2 separate regions of the Homo sapiens genome follow, and region 1 is linked to region 2. Evidence: read pairs that join two places in POLR2A ChIA-PET (ENCODE). Cell type or tissue: OCI-LY7. All regions are shown on one strand.

Region 1 (8,000 bases), 390 kb before region 2:
CAAGACCAGTCTGAGCAACGTACTGAGGCCCCATCTTTACAAAAAATTAAAAATTAGTTGGGTGAGGCGGATCACACGCGGGAGGTTGAGGTAGGAGAATCGTTTGAGCCCAGAAGTTCAAGGCTGCAGTGAGCTATGATTGTGCCACTGCATTCCAGCCTGGGTAAGAGAGTGAGACCCCATCTCTAAAGGAAAGAAAAGGTAAACAGAATTTGGATCTAGAAAATTCCACCCAATTCTCAGAGGACCCTTGCTGTGATGGCCTCACCTCTGTATCCTTGGTTCCTATCAAGCTGCCTGACTCCATGAGGTGCTCAAACTGCCTGCTTTTAGGAGCTCATACTCTGGTAATGGAGGAAAGTACATTAGCAGATCTTTTAAAACAAGAGTAAGTGTATGGTGCACACAAGTTTTTATAATTTTAAAATTATTGTTTAAACCCTGCCTTTATGACATCTTCCCTCCTTCCCATCTTATTTTATTCCTACTCTTCCCATCATGAATACTCCCCTTTTTTATGGTGTGCGGGTTCCCACCTCTATGCCTTTGTCCAGCTAATGCCGACCTCCTGTCTTGGAATGACCTTTCACTCCTTTGCTTCATCTGTCCAAATCCTACCCAGCTCAGGTCTACCTCCTGTCCTGCATGAAGCCTGCAGACTTGATTGATTTCATTCCTCTGAGCTGTCAAGCAGTTTAACTCATGTCACACCTTCCACTGTAAGCATTTTACAGTTTTCAAACCTTTTTCATATTCATCACCTCCCTTAATCCTCACACAATGATTATCACGCCCTTTCCAGAGATCATGAAAGCAAGTATCAGTAGCATTGAGTACCTTCCCCAAATACCTGGCTACAGCCCACAACTATTGGATTTCTTATTAGTTACCTATCCATGCCCTCACACCTGGTGACTGTGGAGACTCTCTGATATACATTAACTGGACCATTCTTCTCTATTTATCATCTCTATGTCCAGCTTCGTTTTGCACCATTAGTCAATTTAACTGCACATTTTAAAAATATGCACGTTATTTTCTCTATTATACTTCATAAAACCAAGTTCAACATCAGATTCTCCAGTATCTCCTACAGTCCAGCTACTCAACATGTGGTCTGGGACCAGCAGTATCTGTATCACCTGGGACCCCACCCCAGCTAGACCTAGAGAGTCAGAATCTGTAACTTACCAAGATCCCCAGGAGATTAGTGTCCACATTAAAGTTTGAGAAGCACTGTCCTAAATACAAGCAGCACTGGCTTGATCAGAAGCACTGTCCTAAATACAAGCAGCACTGTCTGACCAGTGGCACAATCATAGCTCGCTGCAGCCTTGAACTTCTGGGCTCAAGCAATTCTCCCACCTCAACCTCCCAGGTACCTGGGACTACAAGCATGAGCCACCTCGCCCAACTAGAATTTGCACAAAGCAGGAACTCAACAAATATTTTGAGACTCGGGGCCCTGGGAATCCCAGGAGATTCACAGTTTTGCCATTACATCCTTCTTTACACCCCCCGCTTTGAACTCCTTTCCTTTGGGGCCTCTTGGCTTTTTGCGCCCTCAAAAGGCAGATATGGCCAGGTGCCGTTGGCTCACACCTGTAATCCCAGCATTTTGGAAGGCCGAGGTGGGGAATCACTTGAGGTCAGGAGTTCGAGACCAGCCTAGCCAACACGGTGAAACTCCATCTCTACTAAAAATACAAAAAATTAACCAGGTGTGGTGGCGCACGCTTGTAATCCCAGCTACTAGGGAGGCTGAGCTGGGAGCATTGCTTGAACCCGGGAGGTGGAGGTTGCTGTAAGCTGAAATCGTGCCACTGTACTCCAGCGACGGAGTGAGACTCCGTCTCAAAAAAAAAAAAAAAAAAAAAAAGGCAGACATGAACCTAGGAGTGCGGAGACACTGAGGCAGTGGGGGAAAGGGGGTGGGGTAAAGTGAGGTGAGACAGCTGCTTTCCCAGCAGAGCCAAGAGCAAATGTGTTGGTGTTGGCTTCAGGCCTACATTTATGGTGAGGAACTGGCTTTATTTCTTTCCTTTTCTTTTTTCTTTTTCTTTTTTTTTTTTTTTTGAGACGGAGTCTCACTCTGTCGCCCTGGCTGGAGTGCAGTCGCGCAATCTCAGCTCAATGCAACCTCTGCCTCCTGGGTTCAAGCGATTCTCCTGCCTCAGCCTCCCGAGTAGCTGGGACTACAGGTGCCCGCCACCACACCCGACTAATTTTTTTGTATTTTTGGTAGAGACGGGGTTTCACCGTGTTAGCCAGGATGGTCTCGATCTCCTGACCTCGTGATCCTCCCGTTTCGGCCTCCCAAAGTGCTGGGATTACAGGCGTGAGCCACCGCGCCCAGCCGGAACTGGCTTTATTTCTAAGACAAAAATGCCTAGCACTTGAGCATCTGAGCCTCAAGAGGATAAGGAGTTTGTGATAGACAACACTGGGACTGTTTCTAGACTTGATTTATTGACTTGTCTGTTTCCATTCTGTTACTAATCTGATTGACAATGAAGCCCGGGATGTGGCTGGAAGGGATTTCTGCGTGCGTGCGCATGCTATCGTCAGGGCCATGTGGGCCCGTTTGGAGCAGGTGCTCCCGTGGGTGGGGGATGTTTGAGCGAGGGCTGTTTGCGTGTGAGAAGGGCGTGTGTGAAAACGACACGGGAGAAGTGGGCGTCTCTAGGGAGTTGTTTGTATGTGATGTGAGATGTGTTTGCCTGGATCGGGAAGTAACGTAGGTTCGGGTATGTGCAGTGCGTACGGTTGGATGGGAGGAGGTTGTGGGGCTCCCAAGGTAGCACGGGAGGAGGAGGCTTACAGACACATCTTACAGAACCTAGCCCCTTTTCTTGCCCGCCTAGATTTTCCTCCTAGATTATAGTTTCCCAGTTGCGAGATCCTGGGAGAGGGAAGAGGAGAGGCGTAAGGCTCCCTAGAGTCAGGAGTCTGGGGGCTCCCCTCTTTGCGTCTCGCACGAGCTGGGAGCTGGGGAAAAGAACAGATGGGGATGGATGCGCTCCCCACAGGGGACCGCGTGGCGACACGTAAAGGATTCAACCTCAGTCCAGTAGTCGCATCCTCTGCCCCAGGGCTGCCCACTTCACTTCTTGCCTGTGCATACCGGCTGGAAGCCCGCGTACACTCTTCCGAGCTACGGGAGGAGGAAGACCCTGTTAGGGAGCGGAGCCCCGCCTCTCCCTTGTTACTGAAGCGCCCCGCCCCCTCCCCGCCCGGCGGAGCCCCGCCCCCCTCCCCACCCCCGCCCCCGCCCCCCACCCGCCGCTGCGCTCCCCTCGCTCAGTCTGGCTGGCCCCATGTTACTGAGCGGAGCTCCTCCGGCTGGCTCCCGCCCGGGGCCGCGAACGCAGGGGAGCGCTGGGGGCGGCCCGGGGGGGTCCCGCCGGGGCGCCGGGGGTGCGGGAGCCGGCCCAGGAGGGGGCGGCAGCGGCGGAGTAGCCAAGTGGCTCCGGGAGCACCTGGGCTTCCGCGGGGGGGGCGGCGGCGGAGGGGGCAGCAAGCCGGCGCCCCCCGAGCCCGACTACCGCCCCCCTGCGCCCTCTCCGGCCGCGCCCCCCGCGCCGCCCCCGGACATCCTGGCCGCCTACAGGCTGCAGCGGGAGCGCGACTTCGAAGACCCCTACTCCGGGGGGTCGTCCGGCTCCGCCGCCCTCGCCACCCCTGTCGCCCCCGGACCCACGCCGCCCCCGCGCCACGGCTCTCCCCCACACCGCCTTATTCGGGTCGAGACCCCGGGGCCCCCGGCGCCGCCTGCTGATGAGCGGATCTCCGGACCCCCCGCCAGCAGCGATAGGGTGAGTGCCGCGCCGGGCCGGGATGGCCAGGAGGGAAGGCGGTCAGGGGTCTGGAGGCTGCGAGAGGGACAAAGGTGGCCTGGCCCGGGCCCCTCGGTGTCTCAGCTTCTGGCAGACGCGAGCCCCTGACCCCGGGGTTCCGAGCCTTCACCCACCTTTGTTCAGATTCTCAACCGACTAATCTGAGACGGAAGCCCCAAACTCTGCCCCTCTGCCCTATCCTTTGTAATGGCCCCAGAACTGGTGACCCTCCCCCTCCCGGGCTGGCTCTCCACTTCGTAGCCCCCTCTAGCCTGATCCATGAGCCTTTTGCTAACGGGAATTGAGGCGCACCTCCCAACCCCCACTGGTTGATGGCCTTTCTGCCCCTCTGGAAGCAGCGGCTCAGTGCCCTTTGATCTCTGACCCTTCCCCCTGGGCATAGCCAGCACAAAGCTCTTCCCTCCTGTTGCCTCTTTGCTTCCTCCTCCTCTTCCTCCTCCTGTTTCTCCAGCCTAAGCATCCTTGCAGGTGCTGAAGCCCCAGAAAGGAGGTGAAGACGGGTTTCTCCTTGCGGACACAGCACGAGCTGGCCTTTGCCCTATAGGCTGTTGTTCTCAGGAGGCGAAGACAGGCAGCTTACAGCTCTTGCCAAGGGGGCTTCGTGGGGTCCAGGCCCACTCCTCCCTCCTTCCCTCGTCCTCTCAGGTATGAGGATAGTCAGTGCTCAGGACCTGTTGCCCACATGGGGCTAAGCAGCTGAGCCCATTCCTCCTCTCCTCCTGGCCTCCCTCTCCCCCTGGTCCATTCTGAGGGAGGCTGGAGCTTTTCCTGGGTCTGCAGGCACCAGGATAGGGAGGAGAACAGGAAATCCACCATGCCTCAGGGCCCTGCCCTGATTCGGGTTGGCCTTATCCCTCCCTGGCAGAGTGAGAGCTGAAAGCCATCCCAGGCCCCTAAATTCTGTGATGATGACTCTGTGGGCTGCCTTGGCTCTGCTGTCCTTCTTCACTCACCCCGAGAGCTCAGTTCTGGGGCCTGCCCCCTTCTCCTCAGCAGAGAAGAACATTTTTATTTGATTGGAGTGCAAAGTTGCTTTCCGAATCCGTTGGCTCCAGGATTGAGGCTTTTTAGCTGAGAGAGCGCCGTTCCGCCAGATTTCCTGGATGAGAGAGATCTGTCAGGGTCAGAGCAGAAGCCTCAGGAATGCAAATTATTTTTCCCCTAGTTTTTGCCATGGGGCATGGCTGCCCATCCTGGGCCAGGATACTTATTCTGCAGAGGAAGGTTCAAGGGCACTTCTCCAAGGCTGTGCTCGTCTGCTTCTTGTCCCCTGCTATTGTGTGATGTGATGGAGGTAGTGACAGTGAGACAGAGGAGAGGGATAGGCCCTGTTCTTCCCACTGACCAGTCAGTCTCCTCCTCTCTAACCACTGCCTGTTTGGCACAGGCAACATGGGCCTGAGCTGTCTTTGGCCCTTCTCCTCTCTACAGTGGCTTGGATGCCCTAACAGGCTGCCCACCAAGCCATGGGCTCCTCCAGGACACAGACCATGTCTTCTTGTGTCTCCCAAGTGCCTGACACAATGCTTGACATAAAAAAGGGTACATAAATATGTCCTGAATGGTGACTGTCCATTATCAGGGTGGCGTGAGGGTCGGAGACTCCCCTAGCCACAGCTTCCCTTGCACATTTTCCCAGACACCCCCAAGGAAGGGGTGCACCCACACAGTTCTATGCAGAGACTCACAGCCTCTTCTTGCCAAGGGCCTCCATGCCTCAGCTTGGGTCAGCTCTGTGATCTGTGTGCTGTTCAGACTTAGGGGCCAAGAGATGTCTGACTCCTTTGTCAGCTACAGGGACAGGAATGAAATCCAGCAGGCTCTCCCAGGAGCCATACAATCTGTGGTTTCTTTAATGGGTGTGATGAGAAAGACCCAGGATGCCATCTGAGTTGGCCCGGGGCAGGGATGCTATCTCTCTGGGCCCTGACCTGGGGCCTCCCACCATTTAGAGAGAGCAGCTCCCCACCCCTTTAGGAGCAGAGTTTGGGGTCTGAGTCTTCCCCTAGGAAAAGCTCAAACAAGGTACCTGAGTCCCTTACCCTAAACCTAAGAGATGCTGCTCCTGGATGTGAGCTGGCGCATGCCCCTGTGGCCCAGTGGAGCTGGTGTTTATGTACTATGTGGCCGCTTTCTCCCTGTTTTCTGTTCCTCCTTCTCTCAGGCCTTCTGGCTTGCTTTGAGGTCTCCTCCTGACATGTGATGAGGCCTGGGAACAGGGATGTGCTTTGTGCTGGCCTATTCTCTCCTCTGGAGCCCAGTGGCTGGGGCTGGGGGAGTCAGAACCCTCTGAGAAGGGATGGGTCATGAGATTTGATGAAATGGGTGGAGGTGTTTCTATGACAAGCCAGAGGGATTGAGCAGAAACCCAGTTAGTATGGGGGCAGGAGAGAACCAGGTCCTCGACAGTACCGAGAGGCCCAGGGGGTTCAGGACCATTAGCCTTCTCCCCATGTGGGGTTCTGGCTGCCAGCCCACCCTGGGACCCACTGCCGTAGTTGGCAGGGGTGCAGGGGTGGCCATCTGGGCAGGCCTGGCAGGGCAGGTGTGGGAGCAGCAGGAGCCGCGCCCTGCAACGGGCAGGCAGGGCCTTGCCATCTGGCCAGAGGAAGAGCTTCACGGTGCTGGGCCCTCGTCTGGCCCCCAGGCCATGCTCTGGCAGTGGGGGCTAGAGAGCTGGGCCCCTTGCTTTGCTCCCTTTTCTCAGACCTTTAGCAGGAAAAACCTGGTGTAATTAGGGAAGGGGATGGATATGGGAACAGGGCTCTGATTGGACAAAGCTCTCAGCTGCCTGTGACCATCTGTGCAGTGTGTCCTTTGCCTCCCTCATGCCAAGATACGTGTTTGGGGTTGGGTGGAGAGGTAACACGGACAATGAGACAGTCAGGCACCCTGGATTACAACCAGGGCTCTTCTTAGCTCATGGAGAGGTTCCTGGGCTTCATGAACCGCCAGAAATTGTGTGCAGATATTTCCTATTTTTCTGGGGAAAGGTATAGCTCTTAGATTCTCGTAGGGTTTCACAGGCCCCAAAATATTAAGAACTTTAAAAAATAGATGTACTTCATAGATGATATCCACAGGACTTGGGTCCTCCAGGCACAGATTTGGAAAGGAGTAAACAGACAGAGATAGGAAGAGTAAAGTGAGGGATACAGTCAGGGCATCTAAAGTTGAACAAAATATTCCTGCCCTGAGGTTAGGAGGATTGGTAGGGGCTGCCAGTCAATGTAAGACCATCTCTTAGCCAGTGTTCATTAAGTGTATGTCATTAGGCGCTGAAAGGGACACAGCACCTGGAAGACCTCATACTTGCCTTTTTGGGGTTTGTTTGTTTGCTTTAATGTTTCTTCTTAAGACTTCCACAGAGTCTGTAGATCCAGTCTGCTTATGTTGCAGATGGAGATAGAGGGAGGAGGAGAGTCTGGGGAAGGGAGGGAGGAGAAGGTAGGAGTCCAGGTGAAGGAACTTTTGTAGACTAGTTAAACCTCTTAAGCCTCTGTGGCCCAGGCTGGCCATCTGTGCTGCCGTTGCTGCTTTGAGGATGGCTGAGGCCTGCAGCTACTGGGGGATTGGATGGCAGGCCTGTCCACTCTACCCAGTGCTGTCACCCCACATTGTGGCACCAACTCTGTCTGGAAGACATCTGTGCTTCTTACCTTGGCCAGTGAGTGACTCAATGACAACTCAGCTCTGGCACTTTGCCTCTTGGGAGCCAGGAACAGCTGGGACCCTGAGGACCATGGGTGGGAGCTACTGGCTAGGCTGAACAAGCCCTGGCTGGGGCCCAGGACTTGGAGGATACCTGCTGCCCACTCCATTAGCCCTCACCACAGAGTCAACATATTATGTGAGAGCAAAAGTGGGGCCCAAACCCTGCATACGGTGGGCCTGTGGGTGCCCCCAGAGCCTGGTGCCTAGCCTTAGGGCTTCACAACTTGGAGCTTATTTTAGGTCTATCACTGTGGGCCTCCTCCAGAAGGACTCAGAAATTTGGTCTTTTTGTCTTTAATAATATAGTGGCTAACATTTACTAGGCACCTACCTTGTGCCTGATACCATTTTGAAGCAGCTGACATGTGTTAGACCAACTGATCCTTAAAACAATCCTGTGAGGAAGATTCTACTACTATCCCCAGATTA
Region 2 (8,000 bases):
TGTTCCTGCTGTATTAGGGTGAAAGCCCATTGAGTGTGTCTCTTCCCAACTCTGTTCCATGATGTCTTATTTGTAACTTGAAACAAGCGTGGTGGGAGCATTTACACCATGGAAATTGGCACATGATACACATCAAGGCTTCTCACCTCTAATTAAAATCTTTCCTGCATCTCAGTGGAAAGCCAGTTGTGAGACATTTGTCAGTGCATCACTGCCTGTACCTTCTGCTTCCTGTTTGGTAATTCTGCTTTGACAAAATTGGTCATTCTTTCTGTTTACCACTCTCTGGTGCATGCACATTTTTGTATCCCCAGAAAGGGACTTTCTATACTTCTAGTGTTCCCTGATTTTGCACTGGAGTCAGCAGATGACAACAATTTTTCTCTTTGCCAAAACCTAAAAGAAGGACCCCACTTCCCTGCTTGGTGAGAGGGTTTTCCTTGTTCATGGTTTTCTGTCATTGAGGCTAAACAAGCAGGAGCCATTATAACTTGTGATAAGAAACCATAAAAAGTACAGGTGATTTAGGATAAATGCATCTGACAGGGGTGTCAAGCAGGAGTCAGCAACTTTCTCTAAAAGGGCCAGATAGTACATACTTTAGGCTTTGCAAAAGACACAAAATGATATTATGTAGGTGCTTATATAACTGTTTAAAACATAACCATGTAAAACTATTCTTAGCTTATCAACTATGAATAAACAGGCATTGGTCTATGAATAAACTGTTTGGCATTGGTCTGTGGGCTGCAGTTTTCTGATTGCAGTGGAAGTCTGACTGTTGTGGAAGACTGACCTGGGGGATGAGCAGTAAGGCAAGGTGGTCAGGTAGGAGGGTGGTAGATAAAAAAGACCAGGACAAAGTCTTGGATGGTCACAGTGGGGAAGAAGGAAGGAGGAGGAAGAAACTAGAGGGAACTTAAATATCTGATTGGATATGATGGATAAGTGAAAGATGAAGCAAATGTGATCTGGAGAGCTGGCTGCAATTTGTAACGTTGTCTTTGGGATTCACAAACATATTAGGATATTAAAAGCTTTGAAAATTCCTGCAGCAAGTAAATCTGTCTGCTCAGTCCAGCATTTCTCAAAGTTATTTATATATTGTACCCTTCATTCATGGACTACCTACTAATGCCCCCAGTGAAGTAACGTATCATGGAATGTACTTTAGGTTTCATGGGCTTGCTCTATAGTTGCGTAATCCATGTTGTAAGAGTGTGTGTTCCTTGAAAAGAGAGTTAACAAATTTACCATTTGTGTGCGTGTTTGTGGGGGAGGGTTATGAAATATGAAATACAACTCCTGTGGAAGGTGGTATATTACAAATTAATGTAATCTGAATGGCTGGAAGAATTACGCAGAGATTCAACAGGCCAGATTGGTTTAATAGTTTTTAAGTTATGGATATAATTAATGAAAATTGAGAGTGCTAATAGTTGTTTTTAAACTATTTTAAACTAAAAACAACTACAGTTTTGTCTTGTTTTTTAATTATACTTCAGGTTTTAGGGTACATGTGCACAACGTGCAGGTTTGTTACATATGTATACATGTGCCATGTTGGTGTGCTGCACCCATTAACTCGTCATTTAGCATTAGGTGTATCTCTTAATGCTATCTATCCCTCCCCACTCCCCCCATCCCACAACGGGCCCCGGTGTGTGATGTTCCCCTTCCTGTGTCCATGTGTTCTGATTGTTCAATTCCCACCTATGAGTGAAAACATGCGGTGTTTGGTTTTTTTGTCCTTGTGATAATTTGCGGAGAATGAAAAAACAGTAAATTCACGTGGCCCTTTAAAACCTTCATTTTCTTTTCTTTTTTTATTTTTCTTTTATTCTCTCTCTCTTTTTTAAAATTTTAAGTTCCAGGGTACATGTGCAGGATGTGCAGTTTTGTGACATAGGTAAACGTGGACCATGGTGGTCTGCTGCACCTATCAACCCATCACCTACGTATTAAACCCAACATATATTAGCTATTTTTCCTAATGCTCTCTCTCCCCCTTCCCTCTCCCCCACAGGCCCCAGTGTGTGTTGTTCCCTTCCCTGTGTCTATGTTAAAACCTTCATTTTCAATCTTTTCAGTATGGTTCTTTTATTTATCTGTCTTTGAATCCTCCTTAACAAAATTAATTGTTCCTTTTTTATTTATTTATTTTATTATTATTATTATTATTTTTTTAGATGGAATCTCGCTCTGTCGCCCAGGCTGCAGTGCAGTGGCACAATCTCGGCTCGCTGCAAGCTCCGCCTCCCGGGTTCACGCCATTCTCCCGCCTCAGCCTCCCGAGTAGCTGGGACTACAGGCGCCCGCCACCACGCCCAGCTAATTTTTTGTATTTTTTAGTAGAGGCGAGGTTTTACCATGTTAGTCAGGATGGTCTCGATCTCCTGACCTTGTGATCCACCTGCCTTGGCCTCCCAAAGTGCTGGGATTACAGGCGTAAGTCACCGCACCCAGCCCATTTTTTTGTTTCAAAAAAATTTTTTTTCTAAGATACTTTTGTTATAGCATACTCCTTTCTTTTTAAAAAATCCACAGCAATTTTTATATATCTCTTTTAGCACTTCAGATTGCATAGGGTTTATCTGGGTATTCTCATGGTTTGTTGGACTAAATTAGTAGAAGACACTTATATTTCTTTTCCCAGTCCTCAGCAGAATGCCAGACATATCATATGTTCTCTTGGATTAATAAATTAATAAAAGTTTTGGGAAAGTGACCATTCCAACCTATATCTGAAATACAAATAAAGTTAGATCCTGTATCCATCAAGGTCCAATCAGGAAAACAGAAACCATTCCAGTTATTTTAACAGGGATAATTTAATATAGGGAATCGAATTGCTAAACAGGTATTTAGAAAACTATAACTCCAGAAAGATATGCAAACTACAGGAAATATCTTCCACCGTTAGAACAGGGGAGCAAAGGGTAGAGTGGATTAGTTGAACCTAGAAGCTTGGATGAAGAGCCCCATAAAGTTGAGAACAAGACCACGGAGCAGGAGGTGCCACCTGGCTGGTGCTGGTGTCTCTGCAGGGACTCCAATGAGGCTGATTCTGGAAATTAGAAAAAAAAAAAAAAAGACCTAGACCCAAATGCTGCTGCTAGGGTGAAGAACTATTGCTGAGGGGATGTTGACAGACACAGAAAGCAAAGAGCAAGGGGCAAATCCCTTTGCCATCCTCTAGGTTTGCAGTCTTCCTCTAATACCCTTTATTGGCAGAGCCTAACAGGAAACCAGATGGCAAAGGATAAATTTTATTTGTGGAGTCCAGCCTCAAAATCATGTAACAGAGTAACAGGTGAGTGGGTGGTGCTAAGATACAGTAGCTTAATAACCAGCCTAGTTCCCAACCTACATGTATAGTCAATTTCCAAGTGGCCTGACTCTGGATGACTCAAGAGGGCTTTTCCTCCTCCCAAGAGCTATTATAGTCACAGGTATATTTTTGAATCTTTCCTTTTTTTCTTAGACAGCAGAAGCTGTTCATTTTAGTAGAGAATATCATGGTTGTAATTGCATTTCTCTTATAACTCAGAAAGGGTTAAATAAAGAGAAAAGATATTTTGGCAAAGAGCAAAACTATTTGGCAACTTGTTCTAAAGGGTTTTTCAGCGTCCCTAGATTCAGCTGTTTCTAATCCTGTGATTATATGCTTCAATTTCCCATTTTAAGTACCAGAGATTAAGTGGTAACTCCTTTATTGCTGATGGCGGTGCTTAGTGGACAGCTGGGGGATGACAGGGCTGTGTGCTGAATCCAGATGCACAAGAAACAACAGGAAAGGGGCACTCTGACCGTCCAATGGCCCTGTCTCCTGAGGGGGGGTAAGGTGAGGCTTCTGTTTAGATGTCTCAGTGGTCACTGCAGAATCAGCTTTTTCTTTTCTTTTTCTTTTCTTTTTTTTTTTTTTAACAGATTAAACAGTTCCAGTGTGGAAGTCTGACTTAGGGCAATGTGTGTAGTGTGAGGAAAAAGGATGACAGCTGGTTTTGAATCCAGCTCAGTCACTTGCCAACTGGGTGGCCCTGAGTAGTCACTTCACTCAACTCTTCACTTTATCATTGATAATAACTACCTGTCCTGTCCTCTTATTTGGCTCACTTTGAGGATCAAAAGAGATATGACTAAATATGAAAACATATTGCAAAGAGTAAAATGAAATAAAAACAAGGAATCGATCATGATGGTGTTGGGCTATTTCAGTTTGCTTGGTTTTTGACTCAGAAGCATGAGAGAAATACATTATCCCCAACAATTCCTTTCTGTTATAAAAAAGTTACAGTGTGTACCTTTCTGGGCTTGTGTTGTGTATTTACTTCCACATAAATGTTTATCTCTAAAGTTATCAATAAAGCTCCCAGTGTGGAAGTGAAAATAAACCCAGAAAAAATATCTTTGTATTCCCAGGCCAATTCAGTTTTCATTATTTATTATATTCAGTTTTTCTTGAGGCCAAAATGGAGTAGAAATCTCTAAAAAATTTAGTTTGAATCTAGAGTCAACTAATAATAATACTAGTTAAAGCAGTAATAGCATTTATTACATGCTTGTGTGCTGGAAACTTTTAAGCATCTATACTGTGTTGCCTCCTTAAAATAACCCTATGAGGTAGATTTTGTTTTTATTGTCATTTAATATAAGGAAATGAAGGCATAATAAAACTCGCCTAAGGTTACAGATAGAAAATAATGGAGTAGGGGTTTGAACCCACATAACGTGATTTCTAAGTCTGAACCTTTAGCTACTCTATTATATTCAAGAAACACTCCTTGTTTAATTATTTGTATAAATTAAAGTTGTCTCTCAATGGCTTTTATTTGTTACGTAGAAATATCATTTATTAAGCACATACAAGGTGCTGGATAGGATTCTAAGCATTCTCTATGCATTATCTTATTTAATTCTCACAAAATTTTATTATTCTTAGAAACTAAAGTTCAGATAATTTAAGCAATTTGCTCAGTCAGGTTCACACTTTTAACAAGTACTGAAGCTGATATTTTAGTTCAAGTCTACATGACTGTCAAATCTCTTCAAGCAATAAGTTACGTATCTCTTTGCTAACAATATATATTCTTCCTGTTTCTCATGGAGGCATCCCTCAAACTTCTCCAAACCTCAGTGTAAAGCTCAAAACAATGGAAAAGCTGAAATAAAGCTAAATGAAGATCAGAAATCATGCAGTGTCAGCAGTAGGAATATATACTAGGAGTCTGGAGTGAGGGGTAATGAAATGGAGCCTAATGCTCAAACTTTGAAATTCTTAAAAGACAAGACAGAAAAAGGGAAATCCAATGGTTTGTCTAGTTATTATTGTCAGACGAAAACACATAGACCAGTTGTGTAGAAGACATAAACTTCCCCTGACATTCAAAGCCAAGAGAAATTTATCATGAGAAGTCTTATATTTGGACAACAGTTATAGTATATAGGGAATTTCTGCCATAAACAGCATGGTGTAAATGAATACTTGGTGAAAGATATCAATTAGAATTTATACCATATGTGAGACAAGGCATTTCCAAAGTGCATTTGCAGGAGAATGTGTTGTATTCATCTCTGACATCCTTATCAGAACTCACATTCTAGTGAAACATATCAATTAATGTCCTCAGATCTGTTATAATAACAACATGGAAAATGGATTTACCAACCTCACAGAAACAACTGAAGGTATGTGCCAAGAATGAATCTCTTACTTCTTCAAATATCAGAGTAAAAATTTTACAACAAACTTAAAATTTGTTAAACTTCAACTTAATGGATGGTCTCTCTTTCCTTCTTGCAAGGTCTGACTGAGATCTAAGCCTTGCTCATTAATTTATTCATTTAGCATTTAATTTGGTCCCATATTAGTTAAGCCTCAGGCTTGACTAGCACCCAGGTAAATGAAAAAAGGAACAAAAACTTGATCCAGAACGCACTGGATATCAATGGCTTGTAGTCCTCTCATGGACTTCAAGTGTGACTAAGTCAGCTGAGCCCTTACTTGTTAGTGTTGTGCTGGAACAGACAGAGAGAAAGTAATTGTAAATCATCCAAGAAGTGAGAAAGAGATAGAGATACAATCAGGAGACAAGTCTGAATCTCTGAGATAGACTGGTAATGTCTCAAGGCCACTGAGATAATGATGCCTAGAACTGGGCTTATAAATGCCAATAGCATAACATTCTTGAGCTTGGGACAGTGGTGCTTTAGCAAACAATAACCTCTCCTACTTAGTCCAGATATTTAAATTCCTCATGTGGCATCACTTGATGGATAAAATTGCAAATAAGCAAGTTAAGGATAAATTGAGAGGCCCATTGGATCCTGGCCATGGGTACAGATGTATGATCATGGCCAGGATCTAGGGTTTTGCTCAAATCTGACATCTGTATATCTAAATCTGTTGGTCCATCTACACATCCATCCATCCACCCACCCACCCACCCACCCATCCATCCATCTAACAGAATTATATCTACTGATTTCCGAATTAAACCTAGTTAATAGAAATGAAAACTAAATTTAATTTCTTTTTTTTTTTTTTTTTTTTTTTTGGTGAGGAGTTTGGCTTTTGTCACCCAGGCTGGAGTGCAATAGCGTGATCTCGGCTCACTGCAACCTCCATCTCCCAGGTTCAAGCGATTCTTCTGCCTCAGCCTCCCGAGTAGCTGGGATTACAGGTATGTGCCACCACGCCCAGCTAATTTTGTATTTTTAGTAGAGACAGGGTTTTGACAGGGTTTGGCCAGGCTGGTCTCGAACTCCTGACCTCAGGTGATCTGCCTGCCTTGGCCTCCCAAAGTGCTGGGATTACAGGTGTGAGCCACCGGGCCTGGCCAATTTCTTTATAATAATAAAAGGAATGCTCTAGAAATGACATAAAACATAAATAAACTATGCATTCATTATAACTACAATGAACATTTTATTAAAGCATTCTATGTGCCAGTTGCTTTAGTAAGAGCTAGGGAAGGTATAAAGATGATTAAGACTTGGTCCTCACTTTTTAGAACTTGAGGTCTAGTAGCAAGTATTTATGTACACCTCTCTGACCTCGTGTCCTATACTCATCCCTTCACTCATTCCAGTCTAGAGACATTGTTTTCCTTCCTTTTCCTAGGACATACCAAGCATTTCTTGCCTCAGAGCCATTGTACATGCATTTTCTCTGCCCAGAACTTTATTTCCGCAGGTATGTGCAGTTAACTTCCACACTTCCTTCAGCTCTCTGCTCAAATGTCACAAGCTCAGTGAGGTCTTCTTTGAGTATTCTATGTGTGATAGCAAACTCCTCTCATCACTGGAACTCTGTATCTCCACAATTTTCAATTATTTTTCTCCCTAATCACCATTATATATCATATATTCAGTATGTGTATTTTTATGTATCTATACTGTAATATATGTCATATATATTTACTTCTTTTTTTGTTTATTATTTGTCTCACCCAAAACCCCAACTAGAATATATATTCCATGAAAGGAGGGGACTGTTTTACTCAGTACTCTATTCCTGTGTCCACAAAAAAGCTCGGTGAACAGTAGGTTCTCCAGAAATATTGTTAAATGGATAATACAAGAAAGAAAAATAATACTACTAATAACATAAATGACTGCAGTGGGGAAAGAATATTTAATTTGGTTAGGGGACATGGCTTAGGAATCCTTGAATAAAAAGTTATTCCTTTACTTTGAAAAATAAAGTCCACATGTATAGGACAGTTACATGGCTAACTTCCAAGGGAGATTTATCCAGCATTTCAGGAGTCAAGATGCCAGTTAGATGTGATGAATGACCATACGATGCCTGGAAGTTTTTCCATTACCCTTTGAAATTTTTCTGTCTTTTTTTTGGTTGTCTGGGACCATATGGAAACAAATGGGTTTGGCCTCATTTCCAGAACTACTTGGGAAGATCTGTTCCTGCTAACCATGAACTAAATCTTCACAGTGGCCTGTCTGTGCTTGATTCTGTGTTTCTTTTTTTTTGTTTGTTT

The links. ChIA-PET counts read pairs that join two places held together with the same protein. Peaks named below come from ENCODE experiments on the same cell type or tissue, not always from the same donor. Only the 100,000 strongest peaks of a DNase experiment are listed, where the experiment ranks them.
Region 1: POLR2A ChIA-PET joins it to region 2 with 12 read pairs; 2 of 35 experiments call an interaction of 5 or more read pairs at or near these places.

What each region holds. Positions count from the first base shown.
Region 1 is chr15:45,183,269-45,191,268 of GRCh38, reverse strand. It overlaps SHF (Src homology 2 domain containing F), which reads left to right and starts at 3,303. Exons shown (of 7, transcript NM_001394037.1): 1 at 3,303-3,815. The coding sequence starts at 3,318. It overlaps LOC124903481 (a long non-coding RNA gene), which reads right to left. Exons shown (of 2, transcript XR_007064608.1): 1 at 4,811-8,000; 2 at 2,451-3,154. RefSeq lists a silencer at 3,359-3,408 and enhancers at 4,323-4,875, 7,620-8,000. In OCI-LY7, no CTCF peak of the experiment used is centred here; a DNase peak (open chromatin) is centred at 3,188; H3K4me3 peaks cover 1,511 bases.
Region 2 is chr15:44,794,760-44,802,759 of GRCh38, reverse strand. No RefSeq gene overlaps it. Among named protein-coding and RNA genes, the nearest start is that of TRIM69, 62 kb to the right of the region's middle. In OCI-LY7, a CTCF peak has its summit at 3,750; a DNase peak (open chromatin) is centred at 219.